Linked DNA regions of Homo sapiens: region 2 is linked to region 1. A link is a loop called in an ENCODE intact Hi-C map of the cell type or tissue named here. Cell type or tissue: endothelial cell of umbilical vein. All regions are shown on one strand. Each heading gives the region's core, and the rest is flanking DNA. Links, peaks and the distances in the headings are about the cores only.

What was found. A loop is a pair of places that touch in the nucleus more often than their neighbours do. Peaks named below come from ENCODE experiments on the same cell type or tissue, not always from the same donor. Only the 100,000 strongest peaks of a DNase experiment are listed, where the experiment ranks them.
Region 2: a loop joins it to region 1, with 9 times the contacts of the local background. A loop is called at or near these places in 10 of 110 quality-filtered maps.

The regions. Positions count from the first base shown.
Region 1 is chr1:8,115,569-8,126,112 of GRCh38, forward strand. It overlaps ERRFI1-DT (ERRFI1 divergent transcript), which reads left to right. Exons shown (of 3, transcript NR_185980.1): 3 at 5,906-10,544. Among named protein-coding and RNA genes, the nearest start is that of LINC01714, 88 kb to the right of the region's middle. RefSeq lists enhancers at 26-526, 5,539-5,848. In endothelial cell of umbilical vein, for the core only: no CTCF peak of the experiment used is centred there; DNase peaks (open chromatin) are centred at 5,523, 5,913, 6,793, 7,033 and 3 weaker places; H3K27ac peaks cover 4,942 bases.
Region 2 is chr1:8,177,610-8,186,881 of GRCh38, forward strand. No RefSeq gene overlaps it. Among named protein-coding and RNA genes, the nearest start is that of LINC01714, 26 kb to the right of the region's middle. In endothelial cell of umbilical vein, for the core only: no CTCF peak of the experiment used is centred there; DNase peaks (open chromatin) are centred at 4,702 and 4,992; H3K27ac peaks cover 2,179 bases.

The DNA.
Region 1 (10,544 bases), core at 1,101-9,100:
CGGCCTGACAGTGAATAGGCTGGCTCAGTTGGCCTCTGGGCCTGACACAGTCTATGTGTCTTAATTTTTTTCAGTAGCCCCAGTGTTCAGAGCTTGCTGGCTGTGATGTCACACTTTCCTTGATGATGGGATTGCAGTCATCCTCGCGCCTACCTGCCTGGCTGCAGGAAGCTCTATTCACTTCTAGGCTGTTCTCCCCAGGGCCACTTCCTTGTCTGCAAATCCATGTGAGCCAGCCCTTGTGCTCTGATTCCAGACTTCACCTCCTGGATTCCTGCAGGCTACCTCTGCTGCTTCCCAGACCTTTCCCTCCCATCCCTCTCGGGGTGAGCTCTGACCAGGCAGTAACTTTCAGCAGGACACCGCTGCACGCTTTGGAATCACAGAAGGCAATGACACCACAGAATGTAACACTGGATGCCAGACGCGCCTGCCTGTGAGTCCCAAGGCCTGAGTCTCTTTGGAGAGTCGGTTCCCCACTGGTGCCTCTGTGCATGCCATGGCCGGCCACATGTGGGACGATACAGATGACACGTGTGTCACACCAAGGCAGGATCAGAAGAATGTTTGAGATTTCAGAAAAAAAATTCAAGAAGTCATTATGGGAAGACCAGAACTTTGAGGGGTCAGAGTTGTTGGCGCTTAACCTCTTAAATTTTAGTTTACGATATTAAAAACTTAGAGGGCGGGTGAAGTGGCTCATGCCTATAATCCCACACTTTGGGAGGCTGAGGCAGGCGGATCACTTGAGGCCAGGATTTCAAGACCAGCCTGGCCAACATGGCGAAACCCCGTCTCTACTAAAAATACAAAAAATTCGCCAGGCGTGGTGGCGCACATCTGTAGTCTCAGGAGGTGAGGCACGAGAATCACCTGTGGGAGGCAGAGGTTGCAGTGAGCCAAGATCGCGCCACTGCACTCCAGCCTGGGTGCCAGAGTCAAGATTCTGTCTCAAAAAACAAAAACTTAGAGATTCCTTGTTTCTCTTTTAAAAAGTCAGATGGTGTCGTGACAGTGTGCATTGGCACCAGGTGTCTGGCGCTGGGCAGGGCTGTCTTTTCGGGCAGATGTGCTCTTTTGAGCTCACCAAGGCCCCTCCACGCCCCACAACCTGGATGATGACACCATCTCATTTTTTAGGCTTCATATTAAGGGCATTGGGTGTTCCCAATTAGCAGGTTGCGCTGGTGGCCAAAAGTATTTCTCAATCACGTAGAGTTTTTCTGGGACCTTCCTTGTTCATGGCTGAGTAAAAACAGGCCCTACCATCTAATCATTTAGACTCTCCTTTTGTGCCCTTTCTGCCCCAGGGTCTTGGAATGTGAAATTCCTTGAACAGCCATAAAAACCATAAAGTTGAAACTTTTCAATATCAATAGAACAATCAGAAAGGTGCCTTTTCTGGGTCTGTTTTAGAGTTGACTCAAAAACACAAATTCTAATCCCGCAGAGAACTGCTTGTGTTGAAATATTTACAGAAGGTCAGGGGTTTCTCCTCCCGCCTGGAGCAGAGAAGTGAAGCTGTGGGCCGTGGTTGAGCGAGGCTGGCCTCTCAAGCCTTGTTTATTCTGGAAATAACTTTGGAAAATGCCTCATATGGTTCCCCAGAGGCCTGGAGGTGGGCCTGTACAGTTCACGACAAACGAAAACAAACCATTCCTCTGCAATGTTTAGCAGAATTTATTAAAAAGATCTTTTTTAGAACTTCTAGACAGAGCTGATGGACTAGAAATGAACTTGCAAGTGTGAGGAAGTCACTCCACGGAGTGACACACACGCAAAATAAATAAATAAATAAATAAATAAATAAATATATAGTTCACCCAACTTTGTAACTGATTTAGATGGTGGAAATTTTGTAAAGTCCACCGCAGCACAGCAGTTTGAAAGAGACACTTGTTTGTTTTCATCAATCCCCAGAATGAAATCATTCCCCGAGGACCGGGTTAGCTGCTTCCTTCCCGGCATGGCCCTGCCTCTTTAAACTCATTCCCGGGGGGGACGAGACTGTTGCCTGATGCAGCAGGGGCAGCCAGCAGAAGCACTCCTGGCTGCTGGATGAAGAAACCTTTACATCCCAGGATCCCCCTCTGAGATCAATGAACAGATGGGTTTTCACAACAAGCTCTGTCTCAAGGCAAGCCTTATGTACGTTACCGACCGTGGCCGTGATGTCCAGCCTGCAGCATCTTTTTTTTTTTTTTTTTTTTTTTTCTGAGACGGAGTCTTGCTCTGTCACCCAGGCTGGAGTGCAGTGGCGCGATCTCGGCTCACTGCAACCTCCACCTGCCGGGTTCAAGCGATTCTCCAACCTCAGCCTCCTGAGTAGCTGGGACTACAGGCACCCGCCACCATGCCCGGCTAATTTTTTGAATTTTTAGTAGAGACAGGTTTGCACCATGTTGGCCAGGATGGTCTTGATCTCCTGACCTTGTGATCCACCTGCCTCAGCCTCCCAAAGTGCTGGGATTACAGGCATGAGCCACCCGCCTGGCTGCATCTTTTGCATTCCTAGACACCTGACTCATGGAGCATTTATGAGGGCCTGGTTGCCTCTGAGGGTCTCATGCTTTTTGTCAGCCTCTCTCTCTGCCATTACTCTGATAAATCTCCCCCCTCTGCCGCTCTGTTCTCCTGAAGGGACCAGTTCTAGGACCTGGTGTAGGGTCTGTGGGACCCAAAGTTCACCAATGAGTTCTTCCTTGAGATTTTTTAAGCAGGACCTCGGAGAGAAAATCCACGTTCCTCCACACTCTTGGAATTTTTAGGGCGTGGGCCTGGCGGCTGTTGATAGACAGGGCTCCTGCGGAGGAAAGCCTCTAAGAAGCCTCAAACCCCAGCAGTCCAGCTGAGACCATTGTGTTGTCCCAGTGTGTGACAGTGAGGGGACACTCAGGACACACAGAGTCGTGGTGGAGCGAAGCTTCTGGGCCCGCACCCTCCTCATGTGAACACTATGTCTGCCTTTCCTGCAGTGTGCTCACCTGGGCCTGCACGGAGCTCTTCTCGCCTAAGCTGGTTTGAATTCAGTTGGCATCACTTACAATGAAAAGGGTCTTAAAGATAAATATGCACATCAGTGAAATGCTCCTTTATGGTCTAAAAAAGAAGGTCAAACTTTCATGTTGATAAGAATTATTTGAAATTTGAGGCCGGGTGCGGTGGCTCACAGCTGTAATCTCAGCACTTTGGGAGGCCGAGGCGGGTGGCTCACCTGAAGTCAGGAGTTCAAGACCAGCCTTGCCAACCTGGGGAAACCCCATCTCCACTAAAAAATATAAAAATTAGCCGGGCATGGTGGCACATGCCTGTAATCCCAGCTACTCAGGAGGCTGAGGCAGGAGAATCGCTTGAACCCAGGTGCTGGAGGTTGTGGTGAGCCAAGATTGCGTCACTGCACTCCAGCTTGGGCAACAGAGCGAGCCTCTGTCTCAAAAAAAAAAAAAAGAAAGAAAAGAAATTTGAATGTGTACATCTAGCCAATGATGGGAAAAATCTAAAAAAAATTAAATACAAAGTGCACATCTTTGGTCTGGCTGCAGATTTATTCATTGCAGCTTTTAAAAAGTTTACATTCTTTTCCAAGTATAAAACCCTTTTTAAAAAAATGTTGTAACGATATTATTGTGACAAGTGTTGGCATTTATTGAGTGTTTACTATGTGCCAGGCACTACTTTATATTTGCATTGGCTCTTTTCATCCTCACAGAAACCTGTGAGTCCCTACTGTTATCTCCCTCTTTTTGTAGATGTGGAGACTGAGGCACAGAAAGGAAAGGTTAAACGGTTTCTCCCGAGTTACACGGCTAGTAAGTGGCAGAGGTGGGACTTGAACCCAAGTGCCTCTGCAAAGTTCAGGGACTGGGCTTTGAATATAGAAATATTTAGTAAGTATTGAAAACCATTAAATTTATTTCACTATGACAATCTTATTTATGACCGAATTATCCATTTTTAATTTTTATTTGTTTATTTTTGAGATGGAGTCTCACTCGGTTGCCCAGGCTGGAGTGCAGTGGCACGATCTCAGTTCACTGCAACCTCTGCCTCCCAGGTTCAAGCAATTCTCCTGCCTCAGCCTCTCGGGTAGCTGGGACTACAGGCAAGCACCACCAGACCCAGGCAATTTTTGTATTTTTAGTAGAGATGGGGTTTCACCATGTTGGCCAGGCTGGTCTTGAACTCCTAACCTCAAGTGATCTGTCCACTTCAGCCTCCCAAAGTGCTGGGATTACAGGTGTCAGCCACCGCGCCTGGCCCATTTTTAATTTTTAAAAAATGTTTTTTACTGTCGAGTAGGGGTTCAGGACAGACTGCCCCCAAATATGCCACTTTGGAATGTTGGTGATTTTGAGCAGAAAGCACTGGAAAACAGTAAATGCAGAGACATGGTTTCCCTGAACTCCTCTCATCTGCCCAAAGGCAGAGCCTCCAAAAGGACATCAGTTGTCCTAAGTCCCCTCCCCAGGAGTCAGCAAGGGCTGCCTTAACATCCGGACAAACTGCCACAAACCCTCGTATCTCCCATCTAGTCTTCTAAAGGCCCATTTTTCTTTCCTAAAAATCATTTCCTCTCCTCACGGTAGCCCACATCTCCTCTCCCTTTTCTCTGTTAAGATGGCATCACTTTTTTGTGATATTGTTTTTTTCTTCCTATGATGGCCCCTGTGCACATATTAAAAATTAATAAATTTGTTTACCCTTTTTCCTGTTAAATCTGTGTATTGTCAGTGTATTTCCTAGACCCAGCTATCGAACCTAGATGGTAAAGTCTTTCTTCCCCTGACTCTATTTCAAAGCAATAAAAAAGTTTAAAATGCCCCAAAAGACATAGTTTACTCTATGATTGGATTATTAGAAGACGTTAGCCCAGGGAGGTTCTACTCTGTTTTTCAGGGGTGGAGCTGGTACTAGAATTCACAGCCTGGTTTTCATCCCAGCTGGGCCATTCCACAAATGGAACTTTAAACAAATACTTCTCCTCGAAGTAGAAGCTGGGTTGGGGTCTGGTCTTGAAGGATGGATCTGAAATGGCGGAGGAGAGCCTGGCGAAGCCCTCCGGCCTCCTTCCCAACGGGTCCCAGCTTTTTGCCACTTCCCTACCTTGTATTTGGCTACTAAGGAATCTAATCTGTCCAGTTTTTTATCTTGGTCATCCATAGTGTTCTATAGATCACATAGAAAGATGGTTACAATGTTCAGCACCTCTTGCTAAACATCCTGTCCTGGAGGCACATGGAGAAGGTTGACAAAGCCTCATTCCTCTGAAACATTTCATGCAACGGATTTGGTTGAAACCCCAGATTGTGATCTGGAGTCTTTAGCAACTGTGCTCATTTCCTACCTTGAGCATTTCATTTTTGAGCAACTAGAATAACAACTGGTCTTTTTTAGTCTTGACCAAAGGGGGATAAGGGAACCAAAAATCCTTTGCTCCTCGTTTCCTGTTAGATTGTGAAACAAAAAGGTAAACATTTAACGGAATGTGGCAGCTCAGAACAATTACCCCTATTGTGGCATGAACACTGATTTCTATTCCTTTTTACACAAACTCCTTCCGGTAGAGAAGCTGAACAAAAGAACGTGCCAGCCCAGCCCGTGGGCTCCTCAGGCCGATCAGATCGGGAAGTGAGAAACGCCGGCAGAGATTTGCTCTGGGAAAGTTTGTAGACATTTTCAAAGTCAAGGGTGAAGTGTCCTTGGTTTACTTAGAATCGTTTTCTTTAAAGGAAATCACTGTCACAACTTCAGAAGCCCCGACATGCCTGTGTAGTTATGAGAAGGGATGAAGGCTTCGCATAGCTTCATAACCTTGTTATTAAGAGTCTGGAACTCAGTGACTGGCTGGGTGCTTGACCCTTTGTTCAGTAGCCTTGGCAAGTGCTCTCATTTTCTTCCTTTTTAGGTTTCCCCACTGCGAGCCCTTCGAGAACAATGTCATGTTGATCGATGGCAGTGACTCACACCAGATCTTTCCATGCCTCCTCTGCAAGGACTCAAGAGAGTCGAGAGCAAAACCGTGCCATAGTTCCATAAGGAGGGCAAAGAGCTTTATCCACGCTGAGGAACAGGCGGATCATGCGGCTACAGCACTGGTCTTTACCTTTTAACTGCTTGATTCGAAACATTCCAGCCAGGAACAGTGGCTCACACCTGTAATCCCAGCACTTTGTGGGGCCAAGGCAGGTGGATTGCTCGAGCTCAGGAGTTCGAAACCAGCCTGGGCAACCTGGCAAAACCTCATCTCTACAAAAAAATACAAAAATTAGCCAGGCCTGGTGTGTGTGCCTGTGGTTCCAGCCACTCGGCAGGCTGCGGCCAGAGGATCACTTGAGCCCAGGAAGTGGAGGCTGCAGTGAGCTGAGATCGTGCCGCCACACTCCAGCCTGGGTGACAGAGCCAGACATTGTCTCTAAAAAAAAAAAAAAAAGAAAAGAAAAGAAAGAAAAAAGAGAAATAGTCCAAGACTAGGGAGAAAACCTTCTTTGGGGTCAGTGTGAACCATTCTTTCATTTGTTCAGCAAATGCTTACTGAGGAGCTACTGTGTCCCTGAAATTGCCTCCACCTCCAAGAAGACAGTGGTGAGCAAGTCAGACAATACCTCTAATCTCATGGTATTTATAAGTAAATGGGCCGTTAAAATTACCAGATCAGAAGTGCTGTGTTCAGCAAATAGAGGCTCATGGGAAACTCCTAAGAAGGGCTTCTGAGCTGGACTTGGGGGTCAGGAAAGGCAGAATGAGGGGGCTGACTCATCCAGACTGGGGCGGGGTTGCCGGGGGTGCCTCCCACTTACTATCTGTCTCCTTCTAGACTGACTTCTCTGTCATCATGAATACACCCCTTTAAGACATACATTTAAGAGAAAATAAGAGGATGCCTTATTTATTTAAAGGTTTGTTACAGTTTTACTAACAACCACATACCTAAAGGAAAGTCGCAAGTAGAGCTCAAAAACTTTTTTCTCTGGGGCAGTGAAGAGTCAGTTGCCAGCCAGAAGGCCCACTGAGCCTGAGCACTTCAGGGTGTGCTTCCTACAGATAAGGACATCCTCCTGCATAACAGGAAAGGGGTCCTGATCCAGACCCCAAGAGAGGGTTCTTGGATCTCGCACAAGAAAGAATTCCGGGTGAGTCTGTAAAGCGAAAGCCAGTTTATTAAGTAAAGGAGTAAAAGAATGGCTATTCCATAGACAGAGCAGCCCTGAGGGCTGCTGATTGCCCAGTTTTATGGCTGTTTCTTGATGATATGCTAAACAAGGGGTGGATTACTCATGCCTCCCCCTTTTAGACCGTAGAGGGCAAGTCCTGATGTTGCCATGGCGTTTGTAAACTGTCATGGAGCTGGTGGGAGTGAAGCAGTGAGGATGACCAGAGGTCACTCTCGGCACCATCTTGGTTTTTGGTGGGTTTTAGCCAGCTTCTTTACTGCAACCTGTTTTTTCAGCAATATCTTTATGACCTGTATCTTGTGCCGACCTCCTATCTCATCCTGTAAATTAGAATGCCATTACCATCTGGGAATGCAGCCCAGTAGGTCTCAGCCTTATTTTACTCAGCTCCTATTTAAGATGGAGTCGCTCTGGTTCGAACGGCTCTGATATAACTGCTGCTCAGCCATTGACGTCGGGAAGGTAGCACAGGCTCATTGCCACCACTGAACCCTCAGACCCCACCCAAGTGTTGCCAGTTGTTCCAATAATGTCCTTTATGGTGAAAGGACCAGATCCATGGTCACATATTGCATTGAATTGTCACGTCTTCTTCTTTAGTCTTCCCTCGACCTACATGACCTTGCCATTTTTGGAGATAATAGTTTAACAGTCCAGTGGGTTCACCTTGCCCGCTGCCTAGACAGAGCTGGTTGATCATGACAGGGGAGTTGCAATGGACAATGGAGAAAGCGTAATTCACACAGAGTCGACTGTGTGGGAGACCAGAGTTTTGTTAATACTCAAATCAGTCTCCCTGAGCATTTGGCGATTAAAGTTTTTAAAGATAATTTGGTGGGTAGGGGCTTGGGAAGTGGAGAGTGCAATGGAGATGGAATCACAGGGGGTCGAAGTGAGTTTTTCTTGCTGTTTTCTGTTCTTGGGTGGGATGGCAGAACTGGTTGAGCCAGATTACTGGTCTGGGTGGTGGTAGCTGGTCCACTGAGTGCAGGGTTTGCAAAATATCTCAAGCACTGATCTTAGGTCTTACAATAGTGATGTTATTGCCAGGAGCAATTTGGGGAGGTTCAGACTCTTGGAGTCAGAGGCTGCATGACCCCTAAACTGTAATTTCTTGTTTTGTTTGTTTGTTTTGTTATTGTTGTTTGGTTTTTTTTGAGACGGAGTTTCACTCTTGTTGCCCAGGCTGGAGTGCAATGGCATGATCTCAGCTCACCGCAACCTCCACCTCCCAGGTTCAAGCAATTCTCCTGCCTCAGCCTCCCAAGTAACTGAGATTACAGGCATGTGCCACCACGCCCGGCTAATTTTGTATTTTTAGTAGAGATGGGGTTTCTCCATGTTGGTCAGGCTGGTCTTGAACTCCTGACCTCAGGTGATCTGCCTGCCTTGGCCTCCCAACGTGCTGGGATTACAGGCATGAGCCACTGCGCCTGGCCAGTAATTTCTAATCTTGTAGCTAATTTGTTAGTCCTGCAAAGGCTGAGTGGTCCCAGGCAAGAAGGGGGTCTTTTTGGGAAAGGGGTTTTATCAATTTTGTTTCAGAGTCCAACCACGAATTGAATTCCTTCCCAAAGTTAGTTTGGCCTATGCCCAGGGATGAACAAGGACAGCTTAAAGGTTAGAAGCAAGATGGAGTTGGTTAGATCTGATTTCTTCCAGTGTCATAATTTCCTGAGTTATAATTTTGCAAAGGTGGTTTCAATAGGACACTTGCTTTGTAGCCTGCACTTTGGTTTTCATTTCTCTGATGTGCCCTCACGGTTAGGGCCAAGTGATGCATCTTTAGTGGGAATAGCTCAGGAGTAGTGCGGTCTTCTTATTGTATTATAACACATGCGGTGGCATTTGTTGGCTCAGCTTCTACACTGTAAAGTTGCTCTTTTTGCCTCTTAATGAATATGTATCTTGAGGGAGATACTAAAAAAAATCCCTTTCCTCATCAAATTCTGCATGTGTTCAGTATGGATTCATGGCTTTCTATTTTATCCACTAGGTTATAATCTGTTGCCATCTTTATTTTAATACTCAAATTCTCCCATATTCAGTGACCACCTCAAGCTGACTTCTGTATCCTTTTGACACATCTCAGTCATTCTTTGAGCACTTCCTTTTTTGCTGAGATGGGTACATGTTCTAGGCCCACCCTGTGCTTCCCCTGTCTAGTCTGGAATCAGCCGTTTCTCAAAGGAGCTTTTGGTGGAGAATGGTGTTTAGAAACCAAGATCTGGATAGCAGGTGTGCTCGCTGTGATTGGGCTATTGCTGCTCCCAATCCTCTAGATAGCCAGAACAACAACATAAAAACATGTATGTTTGGCTGGGCACGGTGGCCGATGCCTGTAATCCCAGCACTTTGGGAGGTTGAGGTGGGTGGATCACCTCAGGTCAGTTTGAGACCAGGCTGACCAACATGGTGAAACCTTGTCTCTACTAAAAATACAAAAAAATCAGCAGGGTGTGGTGGTGCATGCCTGTAATCCCAGCTACTTGGGAGGCTGAGGCAAGAGAATCGCTTGAACCCGGGAGGTGGAGGTTGCAGTGAGCCAAGATCATGCCACTGCACTCCAGCCTGGGCGACAGAGTGAGACTCTGTCCCCGAAAAAAAAAAGAAAAGTATGTTTATTTCTGTATGTTTTTACTCACACCAAAATACCTTCAATTCCAGCCCAGTACCACAGGACTTATTCTAGTTTTCTCTCTTTTCATATTTGTATCTCCTTTCTCTGACAGTGAGACCATGGCTCCCATTATTCTAAGTATACTGACTTATTTGACTAATCCCCTGTAGATGATCAGTCTCTCCTGCCTTCTCCCCCACCACATGTGGACACCCTCCTCACCCTGCCTGGCCCTGACACCCCGTGCTGGGTCTTCAACATGCACAGAGGCCCTCCTGACCCCACTCGGGCTCTGATCTTCCACACCAGACCACCCCTTCACACGGGCCCCCTCCTCCCACATTTGGGCTCCGAGTCCCCAGGCTGAGCTGCCCTTTACCTTGCTTGAACTCTGACACCCCATGCCAGGTCTCGGCCTTGCGAGGACACCTTTCTCACCTTATGCTGGAGCTCCCTGGCACAGACTGCCTTGCACTGTGCTGGACTTTGCCTGCTGCCTGGATGCACTCCTCACCATGCCTGGGCCCTGAAATCCCACTGCAGGCCATTCTCACACATGGATGCTTTCCCTACCCTGCTTGGGCCCTCACTCCCATGCTGACTCCCTCTCCCCCATTGTATTAATCCATTTTCATGCTGCTGATAAAGATATACCTGAGGCCAGGCGCAGTGGCTCATGCCTGTAATCCCAGCACTTGGGAGGCAAAGGCGGGTGGATCAACTGAGGTCAGGAGTTCGAGACCAGCCTGGCC
Region 2 (9,272 bases), core at 1,273-9,272, 62 kb after region 1:
CTTAGTTTTGCCTGGTTTTGAGCCCTGTGGAAATGGCATCATGTTGGCCTATTCTTCTAGGACTTTTCCCCCCCACTTTGCATTTTGTTTCCAGATTTAATCTATGTTATTACATGGCAGCTGATGTTTTAATGTGGCCCTTATACGCAGCCATCTTTCTAAACTGTCTATTTTAAGTAATATATTTACATATTCTTTTGGTTTTATATAAAGAAAATCATATCATCTACAAATAACAACTGTCTTGTTTCTTCCTTTCTAATCTTTATGTTTTGAATTTATTTTTCTTATTATTATCTTGAATGCCAGTACATTTTGGGAACAGCAGCTATATAGTAGTATTCTTGTCTTGCATCCTAATCTTACAGGGAAACTTCAGATGTTTTAAAATTTATATTGTTGGCCAGGCGCAGTGGCTTACACCTGTAATCCCAGCACTTTGGGAGGCTGAGGCGAGCAGATCACCTGAGAGTCAGGAGTTGGAGACCAACCTGGCCAACATGGTGAAACCCCGTCTCTACTAAAAATACAAAATTAGCTGGGCGTGGTGGCTAACACCTGTAATCCCAGGTACTCGGGAAGCTGAGACAGGAGAATCTCCTGAATCTGGTAGGTGGAGGTCACGGTGAGCCAAGATCGCACTGCTGCACTCCAGCTTGGGCAAAAAGAGTGAAACTCCATCTCAAAAAATAAATAAATAAATAATAAATTAATTAATCAATTAAAAGTTATATTGTTGTTTGTGTATATTCTCTTTATCTGGTTAAAGTTTTCTTTTAGTCTACTAAAGTTTTTTGTGGGTTTTTTAATTAAAATGAGTAGGAAATTTTATCAACACTTTTTCTGCATCCATTGAGATTATTAAATCTGTTGATTTATTGAATTTATTGACTTCTCAATCTATTGCTCCAGTGAATGACTGCCCAGAGTTACTTAAATTCAAGATTAAGGGCAGGCACAGTCCTCCAGACTACCACGTCAGCCCAAGACTTCTGACATCATCATTTCAGGGGTCCCAGGGCCATTCTCAGACCAACCAGCTACAAATTCTGGGGTCTGAACTCCCTCACGTTCACTAGAATGATGCATAAAACTCAGGAAAGTGCTGTACTTACTATTAGAGTTTTGTTATAGCAAAAAGATAGAAACAGAACCAGCTCACAGAAGAGATGCAAAGGGAAGAATCTGGAATTGGGAGGTTTTCAAACAGAAAGCTTTTGTGTCCTCAGGAATGCAATCCCCTCTTTGCATCAATGTGTGACAACATGCAGGGCATTGCCAACCCAGGACACCCACCTAAACTTTGGTATCCAGCATTTTGATTGAGGCTTCATTATATAGCCATGAATGATTGAATTACTGCTCATGTGGTTGATCTCAATCTTCAACAATGTACACACCCCCTCTCCCTCTCCCTGCCAAGATCTGGCTGATTTCAGTGGCCCAAAGTCCTAATCCTCTAATCATATGATTGGCCTTTCTGGCATGGTCAGCCTCCACCCTGAATCATTTCATTAGCACGAACTATATGGTGCCATCCAAAGGGTCCACTATAAGTCACCTCATTAGCATAAACTACCAGGTGTGGCCAAAAAAGCCCACCATGAGTAACAAAAACACTCTTATTACTCAGGAAATTTCAAGGGTTTAGAGGTTACCTCCCAGGTGGTGAGACAAAGACCAGACCTATCTTTGAGTATAGTTAATTCTTCATGACATATACAGATTTTAGGATATCGATCCATCCTTGCATTCCAGGAATAATATGACATTATCTTTTTAAAACATGGCTAGATCTATTTTGCTAATAGTTAAAAGGACTTTGCACCTATGTTTGTGAATGAGCTTGGCTTATGATTTTTCTCTTATTGATCTTCCCTGGTTTTTAAATTAAAATTATACTGAACTCATAGAATGAGCTGGAGGGTGTTCTCTTTCTTTCTGTGTGCTGGAAGACTTTTTGTTAGATTGAAATATTTGTCTCATGGAAGTTTTGAGGAATTCACCTGTAAAACCCTCAGAGCCTGTGTGTTTTGTTGTGGCAAGATTTTTAATATTATTTCAATTTCTTTAATAATTGTAGGACTATTCAAGCTTTCTATCTCTTCTTGAGTCAGCATGATTATATTTTTCTAGAAATTTGTCTATTTCATCTAATTTTCAAATATATCAGCATAAAACTGTTTATTCCTTTATTTTTAAAATCTCTGCTGTATTTGTAGTTAAAAACCTTCTGCTGAGTTTGTAGTTAAATATTTGTGCCTTTTTTTTTTGATCAATATAGCACCAGAGATAGGTCTATTTTATTAGTCTTTTCAAAGGGCCAGCATATGGCTTTGTTGATTCTATCTACTGTATGGTATTATTCTCCCTATTAATTACCTGCTCTTTTTTTATTACCTTCTCCCTTTCCTTTATTTGGATTTATGTTTTTCCCCCATTACTTTGTTAGTTGAAGTTAACTTACTACTTTTCAGACTGTATTCTTTGCAAATATATGTATTTAAAACTATGCATTATAGCTTTCACTATAATATGCTAGTTCTAAATAATATTTTAAAAATTATTGTTCTGAGTATTTCTAGATTTGTATGATTTGAGCCATGATTTAGAATTCTGTTTTTAAATTTCAATACACAAGAACTTCATAATTTATCTTTTTTGCTATTGACTTCTACTTAATCACATTTTGTTTAAAAAATGTGATGGATGTGATACTAATTTTTTGAAATTTGTTGAGATGTGCTTTATGACCTCAGATCTGATTAATTTTTGTAACCATTCCATGTGTCCTTAAGAAGAATGGGCCGGGCACAGTGGCTCATGATTATAATCCCAGGACTTTGGGAGGCCGAGACAGGCAGATCACGAGGTCAGGAGATCGAGACCATCCTGGCTAACATGGTGAAACCCCGTCTCTACTAAAAATACAAAAATTAGCCAGGCATGGTGGCGGGCATGTGTAATCCTAGCTACTCGGAAGGCTGAGGCAGGAGAATCACTGGAACACGGGAGGCGGAGGTTGCAGTGAGCCGAGATTGTGCCACGGCACTCCAGCCTGGGCGACAGAGCGAAACTCCATCTCAAAAAAAAAAAAAAAGAAGAATGGATATTCTCTAATGATTGCTTTTAGAGTTTTACATATGTTCATTACATCAAAGTAGTTAATCAAATTTTTCAAATATATTTATTTATTCTTTTTTTTTTTTTTTGAGATGGAGTCTTGCTCTTGTCATCCAGGCTGGAGTGCAATGGCATGATCTAAGCCTTCTGAGTAGCCAGGATTACAGGTGCCTGCCACTATACTCGGCTAATTTTTTTGTATTTTTAGTAGAGATGGGGTTTCACCTTATTGGCCAGGCTGGTCTTGAACTCCTGACCTCTGGTGATCCACCCGCCTCAGCCTCCCGAAGTGCTGGGATTACAGGCATGAGCCACTGTGCCCGGCCTATTTATTGATTCTTTTTTGCTGCTTGACCTACTGATTATTGAGAAAAAAAATTGGTGGATTTGTCCATTTCTATTACTTTTTTTTTTTTTTTTTAAGACAGATTCTCACTCTGTTGCCCAGGCTGGAGTGCAGTGGCACGATCTCGGCTCACCGCAGCCTCCACCTCCTGGTGAGGTGAAAGTTTGCCAGCTGGAACCTTCCAGCAATTCTCCTGCCTCAGCCTCCCAGGTAGCTGGGATTACAGGCATGCACCACCACACTTGGCTAATTTTTGCATTTTTAGTAGAGGTGGGGTTTCACCATGTTGGCCAGGCTGGTCTCGAACTCCTGACCTCAGGTGATCTGCCAGCCTCAGCCTCCCAAAGTGCTAGTATTACAGGTGTGAGCCACCGTGCCCGACCTCTATTACTTTTTTATGTATATGGTGTGAGACATTTTTATTAGGTGCATATACATTTAGAATTATTATGTCTTCTTGGTGACACGAAAATTTCATTTTCATATAGGAACCTTTTCTGTCTTAGAGTCCTTGTGTGTGTGTCATACTGATGTAGTTATGCCAGTTCTCTTTTGTTTAATATATTTTTGGTGTCTTTTCCCCACCTTTTGCTTTCAACTTTTCCATGTCCTTTTGCTTTAGATGGCTCCCTAACAGGGTTTATCCAAGGATGATAATGTCTGCTTTTTAACTCAATGAGTTTGACCCATTTATATTTTGGGGGACGATGAATACTGTGATACGTAAGTTTCCAACATCTCACTGTAGGGGATACTGGAAAGTATGAGCGTCAAGATCATGTATCTTTTCCAGGAATCAAAGCACGTAGTGTGGCAATTCAGATATGTTGGTTGCCTTGACTCTTCTTCAACAGAATTAACAGTTTTGGATCTTGAGAAAATGTTATTTTCTGGCTAAGTATAGGGGTAAAATGAAATCTTTGGGAAATTAGTGAATTCTCATGATTTCTCAAAGCTTTTCTTGGGTAACTCCAAGAGGCAGCCTGGTGGAGTGAAAGCATGGACTCCAGTGCCCCATTCTCTAGCTGCGTGATTTGGAGTAAATTCCTTATCTCAGTGACTCTGTGTCTCCATCTTGAAATTGAGAATAATCACACCGGCCTGAGATTTTTTTACCATGTGAATGGAAGCACGTGGCACATAGCAGGGACTGAATGAATGTGCCCATGTCCGCTCTCCCTCCTCTTTCTAGGGCTGCGGCCTTGGTGATGTCAAGAACATTTTGTAAATATTACAAGTAAGATAAGGCATTGTGACTATTACTCGTTAAAATCACTTTGTTTCCTGACTTAGGTGATTCACTGCAACCCAGAGAAAGTTTTGTGTTGTGTTCTGGCTGGCGAAACTTCTGCAAACAACGAATGCTTCTTTTCATCAGCCTATTCTGCGTTGGTTGGTAGGATGTCAGTCTATAACCACATCAATTTCAGGTAATAACAAGTGTGTGAGCTTTCTGAAGCTTTTTGTTTACTTATTTGTTTTAGGGTTGTTCAAGTGTGACTCATGTAGTAGCACTGCATTCTTGAGAATTCACAGAGATCGAAACACAGATATGAAACAGGGCCAGAAAGAATAAGGCGTTCCCAATATATGAGAGTAAAAAAAAAGCACAAGAAAGCGAAAGCATTCAATGTCTGCATCCTGTATAGATGAGAAACTTAGCAGTATCCTCTTTTCTTTTTGGACCAATCATATGCTGATAAAACAGGGTCTCGCTGCTTTCCCCCCATTTTTAACATCTTCAAACATTCTGAGAGCCTACGGGAATAGAGGCAAACAGGTTTGATGTGACTGGTCATTTGGCCAAAGGTATTTTACTCTGCGCTCAGCATTTTGTTTCGTTCATGCTCTCTAGCAGTTTGGAATCTAAAAAGGAAAGATTAGATAGAGGAAGTGTGAAAATGCATACGCAATGTGGGAAACCAGGCCATGAACTTGAGTTTTTAAATGCATGGTATAAGGCCGGGCTCAGTGGCTCACGCCTGTAATCCCAGTACTTTGGGAGGCCGAGGTGGGCGGATCACCTGAGGTCAGGAGTTCGAGACCAGCCTGTCCAACATGGTGAAACCCCGTCTCTACTAAAAATACAAAAATTAGCCGGGCATGGTGGCAGGCGCCTGTAATCCCAGCTACTCGTGAGGCTGAGACAGGAGAATCGCTTGAACCTGGGAGGCAGAGGTTGCAGTGAGCCGAGATCGTGCCATTGCACTCCAGCTTGGGGGACAAGAGCAAGACTTCGTCTCAAATAAATAAATAAATAAGTGCATGGTATGGTTTGGCTAAGTTGGAAACCATGGGATAATCTGGAATGGTTTATTAGAGAGGCTAATGGTGGGGAGGTAGGTACCCAGAACCTTGGGCTAGAGATGACTGACCCTTTCTGGCTGTGTGATCTTGGGCAAACTGCTTCACTTCTCTGTGCCTCAATGTCCTCCATCATGAAGAGAGAATATAGGGTGCCTTCATTGTAGGGTAGTTGTAAGGATGAAAGGAGTTGGTATATATAAAGTACCTATCTCAGTCTAGGGCTTCTCAGCCAGCATGCAGGGTATATGGGCTTCAAATGGATGAAAAAGGTGCTGATCCCAGGTACCTGGCTGTGAGCATCCTCATCTGCTTACCCCAGAGGAGTGTCTCCCCCAAAACATTGCATTTTCTTTTCTTTTCTTTTTTTTTTTTTTGAGACAGAGTTTCCCTCTTGTCTCCCAGGCTGGAGTGCAATGTACAATCTTGGCTCACTGCAACCTCCATCTCCCAGGTTCAAGTGATTCTCCTGCCTCAGCCTCCCAAGTAGCGGGGATTACAGGTGTCCACCACCATGCCTGGCTAATTTTTTGTATTTTTAGTAGAGATGGGGTTTTGCCATGTTGTCCAGGCTGGTCTCAAGCTCCTGACCTCAGGTGATCTACCTGCCTCAGCCTCCCAAAGTGCTAGGATTACAGGTGTGAGCCATCACGCCCAGCCAAACACTGCATTTTCTATGAAGGCCATGATATGACAGAGCTCGGAGGGCACTACCAGGCCCGATTCTCTGGGCCTGAGGGTGCGGCTGTCTCGGCAGTCGACTGTATTGATGTGGCAAGACAAGGTCCTTGTTAAGAGTTTGAATTTGGGCTTTAGACTTCAGAGGTTTTCGAGCTTTTACTGACTCTGTTGGCAGCACAAGTATTCAACACTGTGAGCACAACTAAGACCAAAAGCAACTGAAGTGATTTGTGCCTCTCCTAATATCAACAGTTAAAATACAATTTGAATTAAACATGTGAAAGATTCTTCTGTGTAAAATTTGTACTAGGGGCTAAGTTCCTACGCCCTTTGTCCATCTCTCAGCTAGAGTAAAAAGCTGCCACACCTTGAGATGGGTGATTTTGTGGAGTGGCTGACTTTGTGCTGCCCTGCCTGTCATATGACAAGTGGCTCTAGGGGTTTGGACTGAATGTGCTTGGTGGAATGAGTAAGCAGAATATTGGTCAGCACGGAAGGTGAGATGGGCACACCAGGGCTCCTGATGCTGATCTTTGTACTTTTGTGTATGTTTGACAATTTCCATAATTAAAAGTTTTTTTAAAATGTGCTTGGATAATTAAAAGACTCGTATATAAAATAAAGCATGATATCCAATCATGATTAACTCTATTATTTATATTCTTATGAAAATTTCTGGCCAGACATGGTGGCTCACAACTGAAATCCCAGCACTGTAGGAGGCTGAGACAGGAAGATCACTTGAGGCCAAGAGTTCGAGACCAGCCTGGGCAATATAGTGAGACCTTGCCTTAGTCCATTCTCACACTGCTAATAAAGAGATACCTGAGACTGGGTAATTTATAAAGGAAAGGGGTTTAATTGACTCACAGTTCAGCATGGCTGAGGAGGCCTCAGGAAACTTGCAATCATGGTGGAAGGGGAAGCAAACACGTCCTTCTTCACGTGGCAGCAGCAAGGAGAAGTGCCGAGCAAAGAGGGAAAAGCCCCTTATAAAACCATCAGCTCTCGTGAGAACTCACTCACTATCATGAGAACAGCAGCGTCAGGGTAACCACCCCCATCATTAAATTACCTCCAACTGGTCCCTTCCACAGCACTTGGGGATTATGGGAACTAGCATTCAAGATGAGATTTGGGTGGGGACACAGCCAAATCATATCAGACCTCATTTCTATAGCATAAAAATAGGAAATTCACCAGGGGCGGTAGTTCATGGCTGTAGTCCCAGCTACTCCAGAGGACGAGGCAGGAGGATCGCGTGAGCACAGGAGGTCAAGGCTGCAGTGAGCTATGATCACCCACTGCACATTAGCCTGAGCAACAGAGCAAGATCCAGTCTCAAAAAAAAAAAAAAAAAGCAATAAGTCATGAGTTAAGTTTCACGGGTAGCTAGTTAATACCAATTAAAAATAGCAGCATTGGACATTTACATACTTGTACTTACATAAGATAGGTACAAGGCAAATATTATCTCATAGAATTCTCACCACAACCCAATGATATAGGTGCTTTATCACCCCCACTTTATGGATGAGGAGACTGAGGCACAAAGAGTAACCCGTCCAAGGCCACATAGCCAGTAAGTGACAGAACCGGGATTCAAACCCAGGCCAACCCGCTCCCATGGTCCATGCTCTTAGACTAGATAGGGCTGTACCACAGTTTAGCTTTGCCCCTAGTATTTGGCCAAAATTTGGTCTTCGGCTTTGGTGGTGGGAAGGGAGCCAGGTGCCGACCTCAGCACCGTTTTTGGCTTCTTTGAACTTGTGTGTACTGAAGTTTGCTGAAGCCACCGCCGTAGTCAGCTTAATGTCAGGATCATAAATAAGAATACAATTAGGATATTGTGTTAATAATAGGTATATTCTCTTTCAAAATATAGGCAAGTATTTTAGACGCTGCTTGAAGAAAATATATTCTGTGTGCCCTTACCTTAAAATTCCGCCAGTCAGGGCTAGGCACGGTGGCTGATACCAGCCTGGGCAACATCGTGAGACTCCATCTCTACTAAAACAATTTTTTATAGCTGGACATGGTGGTGCGTGCCCGTAGTCCCAGCCACTTGAGAGGCTGAGCTGGGAGGATCGCCTGGGCCCAGGGGGTTCAGGCTGCAGTGAGCCATGATCGTGCCACTGCACTCTGACCTGGGTGACAAAGTGAGACCTTGTCTCTCAAAAAATAAAACATAAAACATACAAATTCTGTCAGTCAGCTGAAGAAATAGGTAATTATAATTGTGAGAAAAAAATGCTGCTGTAACTGATGACAGTGAAAGATGTTAATTTTATGTGCAAAAACAATTATTAAAACATTCAAAAGGTAAATTAACAGAGAATATGAATAGTGAGAGTGTATTAGCTAGATAACTTTAAGGACATTATGCCAACAAAGGTTCATAAAAATGTAAATAATTGATAAGGCAGGATAAGAGAAATTAGATTATATCATAATTCCAATTGTGGAATCGTTTAAGTGATTTATATTTATAACATTAAAACCTTTAAGAACTATATTGAATTTATAGTTAAATCCATTTAGGTTATCTGTCTTTCAAGTAAATGTCCTGTTTGAGAAGTCTTCATGTCTTGTAGGATGAATTAAAAGCAGAATATCAACATTTCACGAAGAGGACCAGCCTCAGCGGCTCACACCTATAATCCCGGCACTTAGGGAGGCCAAGGCAGGCAGATCACTTGAGCTCAGGAATTTGAGACAAGCCTGGGCAATATGGCAAAACTCCATGTCTACAAAAAATAAAAAAATTAGCCAGGAGTGGTGGCGTGCACCTGTAGGTAGTCCCAGCTATTCGGGAGGT